Regions from separate parts of the Homo sapiens genome. Here region 1 is linked to region 2. Evidence: chromatin loops called from intact Hi-C (ENCODE). Cell type or tissue: CD4-positive, alpha-beta T cell. All regions are shown on one strand. Links, peaks and the distances in the headings refer to the core of each region. The heading gives the core; the rest is flanking DNA. Region 1 overlaps MGAT4A (alpha-1,3-mannosyl-glycoprotein 4-beta-N-acetylglucosaminyltransferase A). Region 2 overlaps INPP4A (inositol polyphosphate-4-phosphatase type I A).

The links. Peaks named below come from ENCODE experiments on the same cell type or tissue, not always from the same donor. Only the 100,000 strongest peaks of a DNase experiment are listed, where the experiment ranks them.
Region 1: it touches region 2 in a loop (2.5-fold over the local background); 4 of 110 quality-filtered maps call a loop at or near these places.

What each region holds. Positions count from the first base shown.
Region 1 is chr2:98,628,258-98,643,805 of GRCh38, reverse strand. MGAT4A (alpha-1,3-mannosyl-glycoprotein 4-beta-N-acetylglucosaminyltransferase A) reads left to right here. Exons shown (of 16, transcript NM_012214.3): 11 at 3,578-3,685; 12 at 3,805-3,998; 13 at 7,211-7,289; 14 at 8,518-8,584. Among named protein-coding and RNA genes, the nearest start is that of UNC50, 27 kb to the right of the region's middle. In CD4-positive, alpha-beta T cell, for the core only: no CTCF peak of the experiment used is centred there; DNase peaks (open chromatin) are centred at 5,865, 8,845 and 9,195; H3K27ac peaks cover 3,431 bases.
Region 2 is chr2:98,565,716-98,573,715 of GRCh38, reverse strand. INPP4A (inositol polyphosphate-4-phosphatase type I A) reads right to left here. Exons shown (of 25, transcript NM_001134225.2): 20 at 7,950-8,000; 21 at 7,547-7,687; 22 at 5,048-5,145; 23 at 789-901. Among named protein-coding and RNA genes, the nearest start is that of COA5, 39 kb to the left of the region's middle. In CD4-positive, alpha-beta T cell, for the core only: CTCF peaks have their summits at 4,124 and 4,331 (motif pointing left); a DNase peak (open chromatin) is centred at 4,315.

The DNA.
Region 1 (15,548 bases), core at 3,877-11,876, 66 kb before region 2:
GAGCTGATAAAAAGTTTCTATATTAGAAGAACTTTTAGATAGCAGTGGAAGATCCTGTAAAGCAGGAAGCTGTTACAAGATGACGTACATTCTTTAAATTGCTGATAAATGTTTCTAGTGTTTGTAAGCCCTGGTGGTTTACTAACATTGGATGTAGATGTTGGTCATATCTGTTCTTGGCATGGGATACCATTTCAGTTTGTTTTCTTCATATTTCCTGTTCACTCTCTTTTTCCTTGTATACTGGGGACGATATTAGACCCTAACACATCTGTAAATGAGGAATAAAATAGAAGTAATATTTTATACCAAAACAATGAGACGTTAAAGTACCTTTCAGCGTGTTACAAAAAGCCAGTGTTCATAATAATATGATTACCTTTGGGATAATAGTTGCAGTCAAGTAAGTGAATAATAATTTTTGCTTTGATCATTCAGATAGCATGTTATTACCATAGAGATCTTATTGTTAAGAGTAATTAGGCCAGGTACAGTGGTTCACGCCTGTAATCCCAGCACCTTGGGAGCCCAAGACTGGAGGATCACTTGAGCCCAGAAGTTCAGGACAAGCCTGGGCAACATATCAAGACCCATCTCTACAAAAAAACAATGATTTTTTTTTAAAAAGAGTAATTAGGTATGTTTTCCTTGTCCAATTTGAATTGTGTCTCTGAAAAAAAACTATAGCTTTTAATTTATTTGATGTAAGCATAAACAATATGTAAAAGTACAAATTCTTTAAAATGTCCATTTTGATGTGTAATGATAAGTATTACTGTAAGAACATGTCATTATAGAGTTGACTTACCATTCATTGTAACAAATAAGCATTAGTTTGACTTCATGACCTTCTACTCCCTAGAATAGTTGGATCCTCATACCTGCTAGGTTTTAGGATACTACCTTCTGGTGTCTGTAGGCTATCATTGCATTCTGTTTAAAAAAAACCACAAAAATTTTAAAAAACCCCAACACATTCTTAGTTAGAGGAAATCATGGAATCTAGCAATGGCAGAGTATCTGTTTTCCGACAATTAGTTGAACATATAAATTGTTTTAAACAAATCATTTTTTAGAGATCTCAGTCCTTATGCACATTTTCACTGTGACTTATAGAAATTTTTATTGTAGGACACAGAAAAAGTTAACGTCATCTTTAACCTCCTACAATACACTTGCATTCCATTCGTCCTGTGCAATTTTATTTAATATGTGGTTAGGTTCTAAAATGAGCCTGTGAGGTGAAAACATCTATAGTAGAAATTAAAACCACAAAAACCCTCTAAATCCTCCATAAATTTGGGTACATGAACTTTTGGACGATTTCATCCATTCCTTCACTCTTCTGTAGTCCATGTTTTTGTGTGGCCTCTAATTCTTCAGTTGCTTCCCCTAGAATCTCGAGGGTGCTGTCGCCACATCCTTGACAGTGGCCTGGGAAACCCTTCGAATCATTTATACATTGTCCCAAAGGGTTATCAGCGTGCTTGGGCCCTTCGGCCAGAGTCCTTCCATTGCCACTGGAGTGACAGGCTGAGTTCCAGACACTGCCTCGGTGGTTTTGCTCTCTCCTCAACCTTGCGCTCCCCAGTCTTCTCTCTCTCTTGCCCTTTGCCCTTCCCTTTGACTCTTCCTCCCTTTCTTTCTCCTTCCACTTGAGTATTTGTGCAAAGAAAATACACTATTTCACCTTTATTGTAGTGTCAGTAATAATGCCAGTGAAGTGAAACCTCTTGAGAAGTAGGCATTTTAGCACCCAGTATATTATTAGAAGTCTTCTACAGTGTAAATTTCTTTTTTTTTTTTTTTTGAGACAGAGTTTTGCTCTTGTCACCCAGACTGGAGTGCAATGGCGCAGTCTCAGCCCACTGTAGCCTCTGCCCCCCAGGTTCAAGCGATTCTCCTGCCTCTCAGCCTCCTGAGTAGCTGGGACTACAGGCACGGGCCACCACGCCTGGCAAATTTTTATATTTTTAGTAGAGACCAGGTTTCACCGTGTTGGCCAGAATGGTCTCAATCTCGTGACCTCATGATCCCCCAACCTCAGCCTCCCAAAGTGCTAGGATTACAGACGTGAGCCACCAAGCCGGCTGCTAATTTTTGTATTTTTTTTTCTTTTTTTTCTTTTGTGAGACGGAGTCTCGCTCCGTGGCCTAGGCTGGAGTGCAGTGGCGCGATCTCGGCTCACTGCAAGCTCCGCCTCCCGTGTTCACGCCATTCTCCTGCCTCAGCCTCCTGCATAGCTGGGACTACAGGCAGGCGCCCGCCACCACGCCCGGCTAATTTTTTTTTTTTTTTTTTTTTTTGTATTTTTAGTAGAGATGGGGTTTCACCGTGTTAGCCAGGATGGTCTCGATTTCCTGACCTCGTGATCCGCCCACCTCGGCCTCCCAAAGTGCTGGGATTACAGGCGTGAGCCACTGCGCCTGGCCAATTTTTGTATTTTTAGTAGAGACAGGGTTTCACCACGTTGGCCAGGCTGGTCTGAAACTCCTGACCTCAGGTGATCCATCTACCTTGGCCTCCCAAAGTGCTGGTATTGCAGGCGTGAGCCACCGTGCCCAGTCAAGTGTAAATTTCTTACAAAGATGTGTTTTTTGATTTTTTTTGGCCCCAAACTTTTGTAAGTTATTGAAAATGAAAAGTCTAAATAAATATTTGTCAAGGTGGCCCTCGGTGTTGCACAGCCTTCACACGCCAGGCCCATGCATGAGGACAGGTTGAGATGGAACGTCTGGACCGTGGGGCACTACGAGTTGAAACATAGGTGTCCCTTCCTGTGTTGACAGAGATTGTCTGTGGAATTTTTAATATCATTTACTTGCTTCTAGGCAAATGATTGCCTCACATTTTCAAGTTGCTTTCATGCAACAAAATGCGCCATTTATAATTTGCAAATTCATTATATTATTAAATAAAAAATATTTTGTATATTTGAACTAACCCCCTAGTCTATAGTTTATTCATTTTAATATTAAAAGTCAAATCTTTGTTGACATGTGTTGAAGGATGGTTGAAATTAAATCCTTCACTCTTCCCTTAACTATGCTTATTTTAAATTTCTGGATCATGACTATTTATCAAGGAAGTAGCAAATCTATTAGTGCCTCAAAGACTAGAAAAAAATATGATTTGTAATTATGACTTGAAGTTGTTTTCTTTTCAATTTTGTTGTTGTTGTTTTGTTTGTTTGTTTGTTTTTGTGACAGAGTTTTACTCTGTCACCCAGGCTGGAGTGCAGTGGTGCGATCTCGGCTCACTGCAACCTCTGCCTCCTGGGTTCAAGCGATTCTCCTGCTTCAGCCTTCCGAGTAGCTGGGATTATAGGCTTGCACACCTGGCTGATTTTTGTGTTTTTAGTAGAGATGGGGTTTCACCATGTTGGCCAGACTGGTCTCAAACTCCTGACCTCAGGTGATCCACCTGCCTTGGCCTTTCAACATGCTGGGATTATAGGCATGACCCACCGCGCCCAGCCCTTCTTTTCAATATTTTAATAAAGGACTTCTCATTTTCCAGGTGAGGGCAAGATTTCACTTTATGATGCAACACTAACGTGATTTTTTTTAATATTTAGAAACATTGTGATAGACAGAAAGCAAATCTGCGAATTCGCTTCAGACCTTCCCTTTTCCAACATGTTGGTCTGCACTCATCACTATCAGGAAAAATCCAAAAACTCACGGTTGGTGACTTAATTTTATTTTCTCATGAACATACAACTTGTTATTTAAGTTATAATTATTGTTTTTCTTCTTAAATAAGCTGTGTATTATTTAATAGCATATATGTCTTTGCTCCCAGGATAAAGATTATATGAAACCATTACTTCTTAAAATCCATGTAAACCCACCTGCGGAGGTATCTACTTCCTTGAAGGTCTACCAAGGGCATACGCTGGAGAAAACTTACATGGGAGAGGATTTCTTCTGGGCTATCACACCGATAGCTGGAGACTACATCTTGTTTAAATTTGATAAACCAGTCAATGTAGAAAGGTTGGTGATTATTGAAATGTATGTGATCTTACAATTTGGATCTCTTATTCGTAATGTGATTTATAATAGATTTTTGTGTGTGTGCCTGACAGATGTGGGGACACAGTGGGGCCCAAAATGTTGGGCTTTAAATTACATGTAAAACAACTCCATAATAAAACGAGTATGTTGTTTTCAGATGTAATGTCAACATTTAACACGTTTGGTGAACTTCATTGGTATTTCTGGACTTAGTATATCTAGTATAATTTTTTAATACTTTTTTGCGGAACTCTCGAAAATCTCAAATTAGTGTTTATGTCTTTATCCTGGTATGTCCCTTGAAAATTGATCTGGAGCTAGTTGATTAGCCCAGCAATTTGGTTGAAATGATAAATTTGACAGAGTATGACTATTCTTAGTCAATAGTTTTACAAATGCTAGGTTATTTTCGGTACACCAGGGAGAAATTTACAGCCATTTTATGTTTTTGAGCATTTATGTTCATTTTACAAAATTTAGGACTTTCTTCCTTTTTTTTTTTTGAGACAGTCTCGCTCTGTCGCCCAGACTGGAGTGCAATGGTGCAATGTAGCTCATTGCAACCTCCACCTCCTTGGTTCAAAAGATTCTCCTGCCTCAGCCTCCGAAGTAGCTGGGATTACAGGTACCTGACACCACACCTGGCTAATTTTTTTGTATTTTTAGTAGAGACAGGGTTTCACCATGTTGGCCAGGCTGGTCTCAAACTCCTGACCTCAGGTGATCCACCCATGTCTGCCTCCCAAAGTACTGGGATTATAGGCGTGAGCCATTGTGCCTGGCCTGTTTTTAATTTAATAGTCGTGATTCCTTCAGTCCTTCTTCAGGTTTGGGTGTGTTCCCCAGATTGGCAGTGGCATACTTAAAGGAACATAGTTCCCCACTCTGTGGTGTTTCCTTTTATGTGTCCCAATGGGAGGGCCAATTTGATTTTTAGAATCCACCAGAAATCATTTTCAGTAATTCTATTTGAGGTGGTCAGAAACAATTTAGAGCTGTGATACAATGTTACTAATTTTCTTTTGTTACTCTAAACTGATTCCAAAGAGGAATTCAAGTTTTAAAAGTGTTTTAAGCATTGGGAATACCACTGGAAGAACATACAGAAATAGTTTTGAATAATATTTTGCACTTGCATGAGCATTTATTTGTTTTGCTGTTAAAGTTCATTTTTATACTATTAGTAATACTCTGCACTTTGAGATATTGTTTACCACTCAGAGAGCCAGCATAGAATTAGAAACAGCATAGATGTCCATTAGTATGTGTTTGGTTAAATAAAATGATATTGCCACGCAGTGGAATGCTGTAAGCAGTCATCAAAAATATTGACGTAGATTAGTATGTATTGACATGAAAACTTTCTTAGATATATACTAAGTGGGGTGAAAAGCAAATTTTATAACTTTATAGAATATCCTTATAGATCATTTTATAGATTATGGCATTATATGTGTATAGGATTCTAGAATATATAGCATTCTATATAGAGAGTATAGAATTATAGATTATAGAAGGATTTTTTGAAAAATAAAAACAATGTTTTACATATATTATGTACATAGAACAAATCTGCAAAAAATCTATTAAACTGTTAATAGAGGTGAGATAACAGGGACAGTTTCACTTGACTTGATACATTTATTTTGTGTGCTTTTTCCCTCAACAATCAATTTCTTTTTCTTAGTCTTTGACTTTTGAGAAAGTATAGATTCACACGCAGCTGTAGGAAGTAAAACTGAGACATCCTGTGTACCCATCACCCCACTTGCCCAAGGGGAGCATCTTGCAGACTGTGGTTTTGACACAGTATATCAAGATAAGGACCGTTTCTATCACCCCAAGAATTCCCACGTAACCTTTTACAGCCATATCTACTGGCCCACCGCTGTAACTGTATCGTAACCATACTGTGACTGGCTGAGCATTTTGAATGTGCGGGGGACTTTTTGTCAGTTCTCCTGAACTGATTGGAGCAGTCCTCTGAGGTAGATGGGACTGTCTGCATTATAGAAGAAACTCAGGCTCAGAAAGCTGAGGAAACTCGTGAAAGGTGACAATTCTAGTAACTGAGAGACCCAGGATTTGGACCCAGGTCTTTCTGACTCCTAAGCCTAAACTTTTAACCATGCAACTGAACTAGAGTTAGGTTTAGATTCAGACATACTTTGCATGTCTGACCTAGTTTCCTCCCTTCCCCACACCCTGAGAACGCATACGCATACTTACTAGTTTGTTTTCAGAGTATCAAAAACAGAGTATTATACTCACACCCAGAAAGTATTTTAGATCTGTCACCATATATCGATAATTAGTCATTCTTCAAATGCTTTTTTAATATTGATATTCAGATATTTTAAGAGGTTAATTTACTTTTAGTCTACTAATATTAAAGTTATTTGTATTGGATAGAACTAGTCTTTGTTTCTTTTATTATTATTATTTATTACTATTATTATTATTATTATTTAGAGATGAGTTCTTGCTGTGTTACCCAGGCTGGAGTGCAGTGGCACAGTCACGGCTCACTGTAGATGAGACCTTCCAGGCTAAACTCAAGCAATCCTCTCACCTTAGCTTCCTGAGTAGCTGGGACTACAGGTACATACCACCATGCCTGGCTAATTTTTTAATTTTTTTGTAGCGACGAGGTCTCACTGTGTTGCCCAGGCTGGTCTTGAACCCCTGACCTCAAGTGATCCTCCTACCTCGGCCTCCCAAAGTGCTGGGAGTACAGGTGTGAGCCACCACGCCCAGCCTAGAACTGGTCTTTGGACATGCCATGACTACTGGTTGTCCTAGTGAAGTTTTTTTCTGATATAAGATACAGCAGTATTATATAGGTGTTATAATTTTCTGGGAAGAGGGTTAAATATTTAAAGCATTATAGACAGTGACATAAAACTCATCCTTTTTGAAAATATCTAGGTACATTATTATGTTAAGCAGCAAACATAATTGTTTCTGACAGAAGGAATGAACTTATCACCTAGGAGTCATGCTCTTAAGTTTCTAAGTTCCCTACAACCATTCAGAACACATACTGTGCAGTTATTAGAAGCTCTAGCGTTGTCAACTTTGCTTGCTTAGAGTCTTGTGTAGAAAAGCTGACTCTGAGGTAAGGTCATTTTCTTGAATCTTTGTAAAATCTAGCCCGACTTGTGTTTTTATTTTGATGTTTGTATTTTCAGTTATTTGTTCCATAGCGGCAACCAAGAACATCCTGGAGATATTCTGCTAAACACAACTGTGGAAGTTTTGCCTTTTAAGGTATGACTGCTATTTCCTCTTACCTTTCCCTAACAACTAATACTAGTAGACTTAGCTTGAAGCTTTTCTTGTTTTTAAGGGGAAAGAAAATTCTCATGATTTGCAGGACTCAATGGTGAATAATATTAATTTTTTTTGAAATATGAAGCACTTTTATATTTGACGAGTGCATTTGACCCATTCATAGAAAGAGCCTTCATTTTGTTTTATCTTGGAAAGTAACAGGCCACACCCGGTGGCTCACGTCTGTAATCCCAGCACTTTGGGAGGCTGAGATGGGTGGATCATTTGAGGTCAGGAGTTCAAAACCAGTCTGGCCAACATGACAAAACCCCATCTCTACTAAAAATACAAAAATTAGCCAGGAATCGTGGCATGCGCCTGTAATCCCAGCTACTCGGGAGGCTGAGGCACGAGAATCACTTGAACCTGGGAGGTGGAGGTTGCAAATAATATGAACGTTTCTACTAGAAAAAGAAATGAATCGTATTTTATTTTATTTTATTTTATTTTATTTTATTTTATTTTTTTGAGACAGAGTCTCGCTCTGTCACTGGCTGGAGTGCAGTGGTGCGATCTTGGCTCACTGCAACCTCTGCCTCCCAGGTTCAAGTGATTCTCCTGCCTCAGCCTCCCGAGTAGCTGGGAGTATAGGTGCGTGGCACTATGCCCAGCTAATTTTTGTATTTTAGTAGAGACTGGGTTTCAGCACTGGCCAGGATGGTCTTGATCTCCTGACCTCGTGATCCACCCGCCTCGGCCTCCCAAAGTGCTGAGATTACAGGCATGAGCCACTGTGCCTGGCCTGAATCATTGTTTTCTTTAGTGTTTACTTGCTGTTTGTATTTTGAGTCCAAATTCTATGTGTTTTTAATGCCTGTTAATTAATACACAATTTAATTTATTGGTCTCTAAGGAATCCTTAGATTTCTTTCAAGTTAACTACACAGTTCTTCTATAGTTTTAATAGAAAATACTGTTCTGTTTAATTGATTTAATGTTTCATTTCCAACCACCAATATATTATATACAGATTCAAACGATGGCTTAAGAAAACATCTTTTATTATTAATCTAATAAGTTTTTTAAAGTTCAAGACTGAGATGATATTTCTCTTTTTAGGGATAGCTGTGTTACAAATGCCACTTCATCTATATTAAGATATATTAATAACTTAGGTTAAATAGAAAGAATTATTTTTGAAATTAATGCTTTTGTTTTATTTTAGAGTGAAGGTTTGGAAATAAGCAAAGAAACCAAAGACAAACGATTAGAAGATGGCTATTTCAGAATAGGTAATATCTACTTTAGTAAAATGGCCTTTATTTTTCTGGACTTACTCCTAAAGTACTTTTCAGTTCTTTTCAGATGTTAAGCAACTTGAGGATTACAATTACCAGTGTCCTCCAGGTTTTATGTGTGCTGTGTTGTAGTACTTGCTTTTATTATTTGACCCAAGTAGGATTTCATATCACAGATTGGGCTGTCTTTCTCGCTCCTTCCGTGCTGTGTGTCATGCTCTTGTTGATGCTCCCTGATAGAGAGTCTGCCTGCACTGCCTCCTACTGGATGGGTTTAGCTCCTCTCCAGCCTCAGCTCACATTGACAGGCCAGAATCTGTGCTTCGGGCCCCTTCCCTCCTCCCCAGCGTCACATCTGTGTTGAGATGTCCACTGACATAGCCTTATACCTGGCAGCCACATAGCCGTCTACCACAAGCGTCTGTAACACACACATTTCTTTATTGATCGCCAGTTTTTGCTGTCCCTATCCATCTAGTTGCCTAAGCCTAACCTGGGAGGCACCCTGAAGACTGCCCTCTTCTTGCTGTCCATTAGCACAAATCTGTCGGTTTTTCATCTGAAAGTCTTGAGTCACCCTGTCTGTGAGGGGCAGGCTGCTCTGTGCCTCCAATTCAGAGCCAGGGGAGGGACTGCATCTCGCTGTGGCTTTCCTGTGGCTTTCTAGAGCCACTGCAGTTACTTTTCTGAAATGTAACTAGAACCCTGAGGCCTTTTTGTTATCTGATCCCTTAGCTCCCACCCACCTTCACATCTGTGACTTTCTCTCATTCTTTCTCTCCAGCCCTGAGACTGTTGTTCCTCTGATGAAGGCCCCACACTCTCCGGGCAGCCACATCTCTAGCCATTTTCTCTGCCTGAAATGATTGGTCAATTATTTTTCCTTCTAATAAATGCTTTTGCACCCTTAATCTGCCCATTTAATGGCCTCGCTTCCCTGCTCTTCAGATCCCCCCGTATGTGCCTTTGCTGTGTGGTTGTGTTGTTCCATAGCTCCGTTCTGTGTGCTCCCCTGGAGAGGGAGGGGCCGTGTCTCTCCTGTATGTCCTGTAGTTAACACAGGGCCTGTCACTTGGTAGACACTGACTCAATAACTAACTGTACATTTTCTTTTGTTTAAAACAAATGAATGCTTCTCTTAGTATTAGACAAGAGCAAATATTGGTAAATTGATATTGTAGGTCTATAGGATAAATACATTTTTAAGCCCTTTCTAGAACAGTTTTACCTTTGGTAAGTATCATTCAGCCATTGCTAAGAGGCTTGCACAATAACCCTGGCTACTTTCTTTATAGTTTTGGTGGATGAATGATTTTTATATTTGGGCTGTATCTTAGCCCATCTCTAGAAATATACACAAAATCAGCTGAGTATCTGAGACATTTATTACCCCATTACCTGTCACTTATTAAATTTCTGAAAATGGTATGTTCTAGATTATGAAAGTAGCATAGGAAATAGAGACATCTATATTAAATATCTCTATAGTAATTGAAGAAAATGACCATCTAAAATATCAACTCATATGTTCTTAGAATGAGAAGTGAACTTCTGCATCATCAGCCTAGGACCTTGTGTAATCAAACAGAACAGAACTAAAGAGCAACTGATCTTTTTTCAACTGAATGTAGAACATTCTGCTTCCTTAAGAAGTCTTCTTTAATGGAATTGTGTATGAGGAGCTTCCTTGACCCTCTCGTTAGCAAAACAATTATAACTGGTGAAAATTATTTTTAAAAAACTATTTTAAATCTGTGAAGATTGTCCTAAGGGCTAGCAGCAAATGGAGCAACATTTATTCATGAGAATCTCCCAGATCTCGGGGAGGGAGCCAGGACCAGCCTTATCACTCACAGTACCCCCAGCTCGGGGAGACAGAAGCTCTGCCCTGTGCAGGTACAGCCAGGAACACTGGACTCTCCTGCCAGCTTCTAGTCTAGGGCTGTGGCATCTGCCCAGGAGGGTCAGGCTGCCAGCATCTGTCCTTACCCCCAACTCTGTTGCAGAAGCTCTGTTCCAGACAAGAGCAGCTGATGAATCTGGGCAGAACTCTGCCCTAGGCACAGCAGGGTGAGAATACTTGGCCCTGATCACCGATGTCCTAGCTCACTGCCCCAGTCCAGTCAGTAGCAGAAGCCAGCCAAGAAAACCAAGGCTTGGCTGGGCGCAGTGGCTCATGCCTGTAATCTCAGCACTTTGGGAGGCCAAGGTAGGCAGATCACCAGCTCAAGAGTTCAAGACTAGCCTGGCCAACATGGTGAAACCCTATCTCTAGTAAAAATACAAAAATTAGCCAGGTGTGGTGGTGCATGCCTGTAGTTCCAGCTACTTAGTAGGCTGAGGCTGGAGAATTGCTTGAACCCAACGCAGGAGGTGGAGGTTGCAGTGAGCCAAGATTGCACCATTGCATTCCAGCCTGGGCCACTCTGTCTCAAACAAAACAAAACAAGACAAAAACCAAGGGCTACTGCCATGACCAGTGCTCTGATCCTAAAGCAAGGTGTCACTCCAAGAGAAGGGGCTGCTGTCCTTGCCAAGGACCCAGAGCAGTGGTGCAGAGATTGTGCCCAATGGAGAGGCAGGCCAGAAGAACAGAGAGCTCTGTAGTTCTCCCTAAAGAGGAGATGACTTACTTGAACCAGAATGTGGGGAAGTTCAGCCTAAGGGTGCTGTGGAATACAATGGAAATTTTAGTGTTAAGCAATTAGAGATGTTAGCTACAGACAAGCAAATTTGGATCCCAGTGGAAAGTTTAACAGGGAGAACTAGGGAAAGAGATGCTAGTAAGAGCCCTCTTGGCGTGCAAACAAGCTGCTGTTGAGACGGGAAAAGTTCCCTTACCCACCTTTCAGGGCGTGTGATGGGGGTGTGGCTTGCTTCTTTGGTGCCCTACTGCTCAAACCCCTAGGGGAGCATGCAGAAGGGCAGGCTGTGGGGCTCTGACCCCATGGCAGTGTCTAGGGGTGAATGTTTACAGCTCCTGAGGTCCCAGTGGGCGCGTGTTACAGGGTGCTCTTTTAGTTTAGCTGTCCATAGGTGGCTTGTGTTTGTTAGCTCAATTAGACCCCCTGCCTTTTTATTTATTTATTTATTTATTTATTTATTGGAGACAGAGTCTCGCTTTGCCGCCCAGGCTGAAGTGCAGTAGTGCAATCCCGGCTCACTGCAAGCGCCGCCTCCCGGGTTCAAGTGATTCTCCTGCCTCAGCCTCCCGAGTACCTGGGATTACAGGCGCCCACCACCAGGCCTGGCTCATTTTTCTATTTTTGGTAGAGGCGGGGTTTCGCCATGTTGGCCAGGCTGGTGTTGACCTCGTGATCCACTGGCCTCGGCCTCCCAAAGTGCTGGGATTACAGGCGTGACCCACCGCACCAGCCATTAGACCCCCTGCCTTATCACAAGGACAGAAGCTTTCTGTATCCCGGGGTCTCTTGCCTTGGTGTACCGGATGAATTGGATCACACGTGGGCTTGGAGAATGAGTGCCAGGTTTTATTGAGTGGAAGTAGCTCTCAGCACATGGGGGAGCCAGAAGGGAGATGGTTTTCCCCTGGAGTCGGGCTGCCTAGGCTCTCCTCCGACTGCCCTGGCCAAATTCTGCGTCATTCCGCCCATCGATGGCCTGCCAGCATCCGCGGGTGTGCTCTTCCGCCCGCCCGTGTGCTTCCTTCCCCTCCACGTCCAGCCACTTGTGTGCCTGCCTGCTAGGGTCTCAGGGCTTTTATAGGCACAGTATGGGGACGTGGCAGGCCAGGGTGGTCTTGGGAAATGCAACATTTGGGTGGGAAGACGGAAATGCCTGTCCTCACCTAGGTCGGTGGGCACAGGCCCGAGGTTGGAGCTCTAGCCAGGGCTCATGACCTTCTCTACCCAGCACTTCCCTGCTCCCCTTGCATGTCGCCAAGACTGGCCCTGGAGAGGGGCCTGAATTTAAATGGGATCAGACTGGGTAGCAACTTACGCGTGAAGGCATTGGCAAGAACAGTAGACCATCAGCTGGCCATCAGTGGAGACCCGAGGGTTGATGGCGTGGGGGTTAGAAGAGTAGAGCGTGATAGCTAAGAATGGTCTTGTGGAAGAAATACTAGTTCTATTTCAGTGGGTTAAAGCTGCGAGACGGCAGAAGAACCTTCTGCAGAGACCCAGTGGGAGAAGGAAAGGGCCACTGGTCAGGCATGGCGGGCGGAGGGGAGCCACGGCTGTAGCCCTTGGCCGTCCCTGTCAATGCCAGGAGTGTGGGGTTCCAGTCACTCTGGTAATTTCCTTCACTTTTTCTCTTCTTTCCTGTCTTAATACTTACCTTCCAGACCATTGGGTTAAGGACAAAGGTTAAGTTTGTAGTTTGAAAAGTCATTACACACACACAGTACCAAATACAAATTTAAAAGGGTAGTCTTAAGTCTTCTTCCCTTTTCTTCTCCTACCCACTGCTTCTGAGAGGCAGTTCCCGTAATGATTTGTGTCCCTTCGGGAGTATTGTATGCATAAATAACAATATCTGGGTATGTTCTCTAAGAACAACACATCGTCACACACAAATGATACGCCCTATAATCCAGTTTTACATCTCTTTTTTTCATGGAACAAAATGCCTATGTACGTATGGAACATGAACATTTAAAAATATTTTAATAATAATAATATGCTGAGTACCTGTATCCACCCTCCAGCTTAAGATGTGCCAATTCAGCTGTCCGTCCCTAATAGCTTCTCTTCTCTTCCCCTTCTCCCCAAAGCTATACCCTAATAGCTTCTCTTCTCCTTCAACACCTGAATTTTATGGTTACCATTTCCATTTTTACTATGTATGGAATATATTCCTAAGCAATGCACAGTGGGATTTTGCCTGTTTTCACGTTTGATATAAATATCTTTCTGTGGTCTACAGTTTGGTTTCTTCCCCCTCACAATTGTGAGATTCATCCACGTGAGTGTGTGTGTTTACGACTCATTCTTTTTCACTCCTCTATGGATGGATTCTGTGGACAGCACGATCTGTTCTCTGGTCATAAAGTTTGTGTACATGTTTTTGCTGTAATAAACATGGCTGCTTTGAACACTTGTGCACATGTATGAGAGTTTCTCTACAATATAGACTTAGGAAGAGAAGCAAATCTTCAACTGCATTATCTTCAACTTTTTCTTCATTATTTGATTGATTTATTTATTTATAGATGGAGTCTTGCTCTGTCGCCCAGGGTAGAGTGCAGTGGCACAATCTTGACTCACTGCATCCTCCGCCTCCTGGGTTCAAGCATTTCTCTCTGCCTCAGCCTCCCAATTAGCTGGGATTACAGGCGCAGGCCACCATGCCTGGCTTAATTTTTGTATTTTTAGTAGAGACGGGGTTTCACCATGTTGGCTAGGCTGGTCTCGAACTCCTGACCTCAGGTGATCTGCCTGCCTCAGCCTCCCAAAGTGCCAGAATTACAGGTGTGAGCGACTGTGGCTGGCTTATTCTTTTTTATTTTTTCTTCGACTGAAGAAATTGGCTGCCTAAAATTCCCTTGTATCAGCATATTGTAATTTATTTGGCCAGGCTCCTAGTGATGGATACTTAGGTTGTTTGCAATCTTTTGCGGTAGTGTATGTACTGTTCTTATACATGGGAGAGGATAAATTGCTGGGCAAGAGTGTTTTGATGAACTACTTATCATTTGGTAATTATTTTTCTAATGAAATGAGCTCATCAGGTGACAGTATTCAATGTCACATTGGTTAAAATGTTCCAAGTTTTGCAATATTTTTAAGATCTGAATCCCATGCCTAATTCAATATTCAATAATAATTTTTGGTAGCACCTACCTGCTACCCAAGTCCAGCACCAAGTATGGACAAACTTCTATGAAATAAGTTTATTAATAATTTTTGAATAAAAGCATTACTTTGGAGGCTCATAGGTTCAACATTTACAATATAAATTAGTACAAGCCTGCTCTGCTGTGGTTTTCAATCTGAATGTACCTTATTTTATTATTAATCTATTAACTATGCTGTGAGACTGGACAATGGATTGCATAATGTAACAGCATGTGGTCAGCAAACTACGGTCCATGGGGCACATCTGGCCCTCCACCTGTTTTTGAATAGTCTGTGATCTAAGAACATTTTTTAAAAAGTCATCTTTTTCTTTTTTTGTTTTTAAATGGCTAAAAAAGTAAAAAGAATACATTGTGCTATGTGAAAATTATATAAAATTCAGATTTCTGTGTCCATAAATAAAGTTTTTTTGGAAGACAGCCATGCTCATTTTCTAATGTAGTGTGTGCGTGTGTGCTTCTCTCCAACAGCAAAGATGAGTGAGTAGGTGCAGGAGAGATCGAGGTCATGCTCTCCCGGCTTTGCACTGCTGCTTAGAGTACTGCAGATCACAATGATGCATTTATAATTGGACAGTATTTTGAGAGCCACACATATCATGGCACTCTGACTTAAAAAAAAATTACAAGTACTTATCCATCATCAAAACAAGAAAAGTAGATTTTGAGCATTGTGGCTTTTAACACTGTAGAATGTGGGTTATGTTACAAAATTGTTGGCAAGTCATTGTAGTTATTGTGCAGTTATGTGAGAGCTGTACGTTATTAGGCTAAATACAATGATACTCCCAACTCACAGGAAAGCAGTGGTCAGAAAAGTTAGAAACTTTAGAATGGAATATCTCATCACAGCAGAATTTCTTCACTAAAAATAAAAATGAGGCTGTTCCCAAAGTGGTATTTCAAGTGGCTTATTTTTTAGCTAAGCAAGAAAAACCACTTACCAATCACGAGTTAATTAAATCATGGTTAATAGCAGCAGCCAAAGTAATGTGTGCAGAGAAAGTAAACTTATTTAAGGATAGGAGGCTTTCAGCAATAACAATTGTTTGAAGACTTAAGGACATTGGGAGCAATATCAGTATTCAAAAAACAAAGCAGATTATTTTGAGTGTTTTTCTTGGCTCCTGAGGAATTGAC
Region 2 (8,000 bases), core at 1-8,000:
AGAAGCACCTTCCTGACAAGACGGAGAGGCACACTTCAGAGTGAGCTGCTCAGGGAAGCTGTGGAGGGCTGGACCCTCTGCTGCTCGAGCTCTGTGACGAGGCGTGGTGGCTGAGGTGTGGTGGGCAGTGCAGTGCCACCTCCCTCCTGGGCTCACCATCCCTCTCCTCAGGCCCAGGCAGGGAGCGGGAATGCCACTGGGGCCATGTGTGCCCGAGTCCCAGCGCTGGGCAGGTTATGCTGCTGTGGAGAAGAATTAACCTCGCCCCTCATCAAGGGTGAATGAATGACCAGCTATGAAATTGGTCTGTTACCCAGGCTCAGAGCAGTGGCTTGGAATTCCACAAGTAAACTTTGGAGAAAATATGAGCAGGGTAAGTGCTTGGGAAAATGAGGAGATCAGAGGCACAATGGACGATAAAGATGGTTTAAAGAGACCTGAAAGGTCACATGGCCTCCTTCTGACCCTATTAAATGATGCAGTAGACAGTGGTTTTCAGCTGGTATCGATCGCCAGGCTTCTGAGGGTGACAACTGTCATCAGCCTGGCTAGTAAATGCCCCAAGAGATGGACTGTGTTAAGCTTATCAGAATTCAGGCAGCCCCAAAGGAATGGACTCTGTGAACTGTTCAGTCTCTTTCAGAGCTTCAGAACGTACTCAGTGACTCCCTCCTCTCCCAGTATGGAGAGCTCTGCTCTCCTGCTGAGATTCTACTTTGTAATGTTTCTGTCATGACGTTCAGCTGTGGGCACCGCAATAGCCTCCTTTTCCTCTCTGTAACCAGTACCTCAGCAGCTTGCCAGAGAATGTCGACGTTCTTATTCTTCCGGGCATGCACGTTCTGACCCAGAAACCGCAGCAGCTCTGGCAGGCACGTCTGACTGCGAGACCGAGGCAGGCCTGGAAGAGAAAAGGAGTTCGTGGGAGTGGGTGACGCACCCAGGAACTCCCCCGGCAGAGGGAGCCCACCCAAGTGAGCTGCTGGGGCACACAGTGGTAAAACAATGAGTTCCCGGTTGAAGAAGGGATGGAGGTGTTTGGGGATAGGACATGGCTGCTGGTGTGGTGAGCACTTAATTTCTTTTACTGCCACCTTCAAAGGACATTTCCTTCATCTCCCTTCAGTTCTTCTGAGGGGCTGGGAATGGCCACCGAATCACCTACAGGACTCCTTGTAAATACCCATGCCTCCCGCACCCCTCCCAGATGAGGGAGTTAGGAGGGAGTGAGAGGGATCCAGCTGGTCGTCAAAACTTCCCGAGGGTAGAAGAAACTGGGGCAGTGGGTCTGAGCCATTGAGCAGGCCTGGAAACCTTGGGAGGGATCAGGAAAGTGCAGCCTCCTCCAGGGGGCCCTTGGCCCATGCCAGGAGAACACATCTCTGCGGGACCCAGAGAAGCCCCTGCTCCCACATCCTAACAGCTCCTCCTCCACTCTGGCAGTCTCTAGGCCCTTCCAGGACCCCTTGGGCCTGAAGATCCATCAGGTCACCTTACCAAGAAACCCCAGACAAAACTGAGGAAAAATCAACCACTCCTGGAAAGGTACTCTGGGATTTTCAAACACTGGGATTATCAGAGACAAAGAGAAGAGCCTCAAGGTCATGGCTAAGGAAAACAGCCACAGCGCCGGAATCCCCGAAGCCAAACCAAGTACATGGCAGCACTTGGGATCTAACTGCACACCTGGTTTCCACCACACAGCCTCGCCCTGGCGTACACAGGTCCTGTGCTAATTACTTCACGTTGCTGCTGAGTGCTCCACACCACGCCGGTCAGGGGACAGGGCAGAGACAGAAAGATGGAAAGGTGGCATCAGCTGAGACGGAAGCTGTGGGAGCCCAGAGGAGGGGAGCTTAGCCAGGTCAGGATATTTGCCCTCTGGCATAGACAGCACCATCTCACCTCCCAAGATGCACTTTGGCTTCTCGCTGGTTGCCCCTGCAGCCCCTGCTTTAATGAATACCTGTCCACTGAGGAACCACACAAAGTTTGGGGGTATTCAGCTGGTGGGCTCCATCTCCTCAGCCTCAGAGACCAGCCATCCTGCTGAGGGGAGGGGTACCTGGCTCACATCTGCCCCAGCTTCCTGGGTCATGGTCCAGTCGACTAGTTCCTGCCTGCGTGGTCCAGCCTGGCTGCTCTGCTTCCGGAGGCCTCGCCCATCCTGGGCCTTCACTGCCCATTGTAACAGCTCCCCGAGCCCTGGAGACTGCCTGCCCTCTAAGGTGCTAGGCACAAATTCCCCCTTCCTACTTACTGCAGCCGCTCACCACTCCCACTCCTCCAGGCCTCAGCACGCGCCCCCTACTCCCTCCCTGCTCACCTTCGTGGCTCCTTGGCTGGCCCTGCCGGTGGGCCCATCCTCTCCCCTACAGCAGTCAGAAGATGCTGCCTGGGCTTGGCCCAGCTCCTGGGGAGACTTGCCCTCCATGCCTCAGTTTCCTCACCTGCCAAGTGGGTGTGAAACCGGTGCCCATTTCCCAGGGCTGCTGTGGGGATCAGATTAGAGAATCCACATAAAGTGGATAGTAGGGGGCCCAGCTTGTGGCGAGCATGTGACAAATCTGCTGTTTGAACTCCGGTCCCTGCTAAAGAGCATGAGGACACCTTCTTAACAGTTCTGACGTCCATGGCACTGATGGCCTTCAGCTGCCAAGTCCTCGCAGGACCTTGACTTCATGCTATGTTTACCACCCTGGCTGTGGCACACAGGGACCACCTGGGGAGTTTCTGAAACCCTAATGCCCAGGTCCTGCCCACCACACTCTGGGGTGGGGCCCAGGCATCTGTATTTTTCCAGGCTCTCTGGCTCCAACTGCATCTCTGCCAGTCACCTCCACTCCCCTCAAGGCCCCGGTTCTGTGCTCACCTCTCTCATGTTGAGCAGGACAAGAACACCTGTTTTACTGGGGAGACTGAGGCTGCCCAACCTGAGCATATTTCCTCCATTCATGTCCCTACCTTCTCTCCTCCCTCCTTCCCTCCCTGCAAGGGCACCCTCCGCCTGCCCACTCCAGGGCCTGGTCTGTGACTCTGGTGTCCTCTTGCATCTTCCAGCCCTGTGTGTTCTCCTTCCCTCGGACCTTTGAGCACTCCCATGGCCCCTGCAGCTCCAGGGTGTGTCCCACCTGCCCACAGCCCCATCCCTCAAGTTGCTGACAGTCTTTGGGACAAAGTGGTCCATTCCAGGGCAGCACCATTTCATCACCCCTTGATCCCTGGCCCAGCCCTCACCACAGTGAGACTGTATGGGAGAGATCACCAGCAGCTCCTTGTCCACACATCCAGTGTCCGGCAGCGCCCCACACCCTCCTGGCTCCTGCCTTCTTCCTGCTAGCCTGTGATGCTCTCTCTCGCCTTCTGTTGAGTCCCTTCTTCCTCGCTGTCCCCCAGAGCAGGGGCCCCTCCAGATGCTGTTCCAGCCCCTTCTCGTCTTGTCACTCAGTGGCCTCAACCACCAAAGGGCTCTGCTCTGTGGCTCCACATCTGCACTCCCCACAAGTCATTTGCCCATGTCATCAGCTCAGCTGGGGCCAGTGCTGCACTCGCTGTCGGTCCCCTGTAGCCCTGCGCCTCTCTCATCAGCGGGACGGCCCCAGCTGTTGCCGGCAACTCCAGCGTCCTTGCCCAGAGCCAGGTCTGTCAGCTCTCCCAGCAGACACAGCCCTCACCTCCCCAGCGCCAGCTGCACGTGGCCGCTGAGGAGTGCATCCTCAGCCCAAACCCCCCTAACGCCTCATCCCTCTCTCCACGCTCACTGTCACTACCAGGCTGGAGTCAGAGTGAAACAACATCTCATCTGAAGTGTCACAGCCTCACTCTGGCCATCAGCGGCTTGCCTCCCCTCTTCCAATCCAACCGCACACTCTTGCTAGATGAACCTGTGAAGAGGCGTCTTTTTTCCCACTGCTTCCCTGCTGAAGCCACGACTTCTTGGCCCAGCCCCGGAGTGTTCTGCATCACTCTCTCCTAGCAGGACGGCTTCAGCCACAATCCAAGCACATGGGCTTCAGAGCCAGGCACCCCTTTCTTCATCTGGACATGGATCCTATCACCGACCCATAGGGCTGTTGTGGATTCAGCGTGGAAACGTATGTAGAGCCCAGCCCAGTGTCTGGCACATCCGTGACCTGTGAAGGTTCACCAGCAGTACTGTTTGACTATCTCTAAACTCTAAGGTCTACCGTACCGTCCAACAGGATGCAGATGAAGCCTGCCCAATGCAAAGCCCAGCCGATGTGGGTTCCCTCTTTGGAAACCCCCATCAGAGGACACTAGTGTAACACAGAGGGGATGATACCTTCTGACGCGTGGCGCCCCCTAGTGGCTGTGGCAGCGCCTGCACAGAGAGGCCGGCACTCTGGGACCAGCTTTCCCTCCAAGGTAGGGTCCACCCCTCATTCGCCATCGGATCCTCTAGCACTTTACACACAGCAGGTCCTCAGGGAATATTCACTGGGTTGAACTCAAGAGGGAATTCTCGTAGACAGTGCTGTGCAGCTCTCGGTTCCTCCCTTAGTTCTGTGGCTGCAGAGCCCTAGCTGCAGCATCTTCACTGCAGGACACGCAGAGAGATTACTGTCACCATCTCCACTGCCTCCAGGAGATGCCGAGATGGGGCCACCTTGCTCCCAAACACCCAGCAATGTTGGCCCCGCATCTTCCTCTCTAAGCACCACAAAGGGAAGTGAGTGGGCCGCTCACCTGGCCGAGGGTGGGTCCTGCCTCTGTGATTCCCCCAAGTCCTACCAGGAGGTGCACAATGCATGCCACCAAACACATCTTGTGTCAGTGACTACGACAGCATGGGAAGGAGCCATGTCACATAGGCTAGTAGAGAATCGACAGCAAAGAGATGAATGAGGGCCACAGCCAAGGGAAGCTTCTCTCTCTCTCTCTGCGTGTGTGTGTTTAGGGAGAAAGGGAACAGTGCACACACATGCACAGGCATGCACTCACAGAGGCAGGGCAAGCCAGAGCTCAGACATCTAAACTGATAAAAAGACGAGTAAGTGAAACCTACCATGACTGAAGAAATACTTACAATCCTCAGGCAAAACTTCCTTAAACTGCTCAAAGTAGGAATTTAACCGCACCAAACTCTCCACGTTGATGACTTCTTGTAAAGACGTATCGCCAAACCTTGGGAGGTTATAGGGGATGCCATTAGTTGGCTAATGTCACTTTCTTCTAACATGAACACAACTGCATGGAAGCTAACTATGCTGATTCTCTCAAACATTTACTATGCATATCTAAATTCTAAGCCACTCTCCCTCTTCCGAGCATAAAGGCATTTCTACAGTGTTGCTGATCAGTTTAAATGCATTCCATTGGCAGGAATCATGTATCACTGTTACAGGCGTGCCTGAGAGATGACCAGAACATGATGTGGTACAGATCCTGTGCAGCACAGGATCCCCCCTCACAGCCATTTGGCTCAGAGTCCCTGGTCTCCTCCCATCTGAGGCACTTAGGAGGGGGGACGGCAGTGAGGTATGGCTGAGAGGTGAGGATGCAGCCCTGTACTCCAATCTGAAGTCACTCTCTGTGTGCAGAATGAACACACCTGACTGCCAGCCCCTCCGGGACTGACATGAAGCCCTTGCCCTTTCGTCATCGTGCAGGTTCACCCTGATCACACTCAGTGTGCTACAAGGAGCATGTGCCAAATGCCTAAGAAACAAAGCCATAAAATGCCACCTGCAAGGAAGGCACAAGGTGATCATTAGGAAATGCAGGCTCTGAAGTCCAGGTCCTGGGCCCCAGTGCAGTCTCACACATCCCTGCTGAGGGGCCTTCCGAGCATCAGCTTCTCTGTGGCCCGAGAGCATCCCTCAGAGGGCAGGATTCCCTCCTACGGGTCCCAGCCCATCCACCCCTGGTGTCCACAATGGCCTTTTCTCTAGACGCCTGCTCCCTTGGGGGCCATCCCTGACTCTGGGCCTGTGGCCTCCCCTCTGAGGGCTCTTCCCTCAGCTTATAAACAAGCCCAGCTCACCAGTGACCTCAGGGCCAATAAAGAAACAAAGTCAAGAACCTGCCCTTTGCAAGTCCTCTCTGTCCTCAGTGTTGCATCCTCCACCCTCCCCTCTATTCAATGCACCTGGCTCTGGCTCAGCCCTCTCTAGAAACTGCTCCTGCAAGTCTGTGGGATCCGCAGCTACTGGATGCAGGCACCATCATTTTCCCTCCCCTGGGCCACCTCCCTGCTGGGGCTCCAGTGAGGCTGCGCCTCTCCCTGACATAGGCGCCTCCAGCTCTGCTCACACCTTTGGGGCTTTGCTTCCTGGGCTGGTGCCCTCAGTCCAAACCCAGCTCACCACCTGCCTCTGGACACGACTCTCCTGCCAGTTTATGAGCTCAGTGGGTGGGTCTGTCTGGTGTACTCTCCTCCCACTCAGCCCCAGCCCCAACCCCACTGAAGACCAAACCCTTCCACTGACCACTTTAACAGTTCCCCAGCCTACCCCTCTGCAGAACACCAACACTCCCCTGGCCCTGATCCAGGTTCCCACCTCTGGCCTGGACTCCTCCCAGCAGCCTCCTCCTCACACTTGTCCCCTTCATCTCCTCCCGGCACGTGCCAGCGAAACGACCTACTTTAAATGTAAATCTGATTGTGTCCTGCCCCACTGAGAGTTCTTCAGTGTCTCCCAGCAATGATACCATATTTCCTAAGTTGGTGTGACCCTACACCTAGGCGTCAATGGACATCAACCACTGGGGTTGGACATCAGAAGGCCCAGCAGGAACACGGCATATTGTTCTGGAAACCAAATTTCCTTCACAGCAAGTACTTGAAGATCTCTGTTTAGACTATTCTACACATATCACATGAAGATAAATGACAACACAGGAATCATTCTCATGTACTAGTGGAAGGCCAGTAAAGGGTACATATACCCAATCTACCCTATCTCCTCACACACATGTGCGCACACAGGCACACGTGCACACACAGGCACACACAACTCCCCTCTGCAGTGTGGCAAGTGACCCTGGAGGGCAGTTGCCTTTAGGTTCAGGCATGAGTCTCAGCCTGGCACACAGAGCCTGTCTACCCTTACCTGCCAATCCCTGCCTGGAACCTGGTGCCCCTGAACTCCATGCTGTTTCTCCTCGCCAGGCCTTTCTTCAGTCTTCTTAATCTGACATGTCTCCCCTCCACCTCATCATCCAACTCCTATTCACAATTCAAAGCCCCATCCCCTGCAACTCCAAGAAGCCTTTACAGACCCCCTAGACCTTGCTGGGTGCCCTACTCCGGATCCCACAATGCCCTGTATCTGTCTTCATCATTGCATCCATGTCTCTCTCTCTCCCACCAGCTGAGTCCCTGAGGACAGAGACCACCTCTGGGTCACTCTGTGTCCCTAGCACCAAAGACAGTGAGGTGCACGGCCATGATGAAAATGTTGGCCAAAGGAAGGAAGGATGACAAAGTCTGTCCAGCACTTAGAGCCTGAAGAGGGGTAAGTACGTTTTCTGCATCATCTCCAGGGCCACCACACCCCCGCAGCCCCGAGGAGCCGGCACGCACCTCTCGGCCAGTGTCTGCTGCTCATTGATGCCCACGTTGAAGAGGACGGGCTGCACTCGCAGCAGCATGCCACTCTGGATCTCCCGGGGCAAGGCGTCAAACAGCGGGCCCGGCAGAGGGACCCGCACGTTAAACCCGTCGCTGGAGAAAGGTGGAGAGAGGGAGAGCAGTGTGAGGCCAGAGGGCCACCGAGCAGGCTGCAGTGCCCAGGCTGGCCCTCTGGCTTAGTGATGGCCAAACTGCCAACCACAGACCTTTAAGGGAGTGGCACTAACCTAGGGGGCTGTAATCAGAGCATTTAACAAAATGAAATAGGATAAAAAATTCAGAAGAGTACCTTCCCTGAGATAAACAAAAATGAAAACCGCTCTCTGGCTCAGAGAATTTTAAACCAACACTCTACCGATTTCCTGTGATGACGGGCAGCATGTCTGCGGAGGCGCTGGAAGTGGCC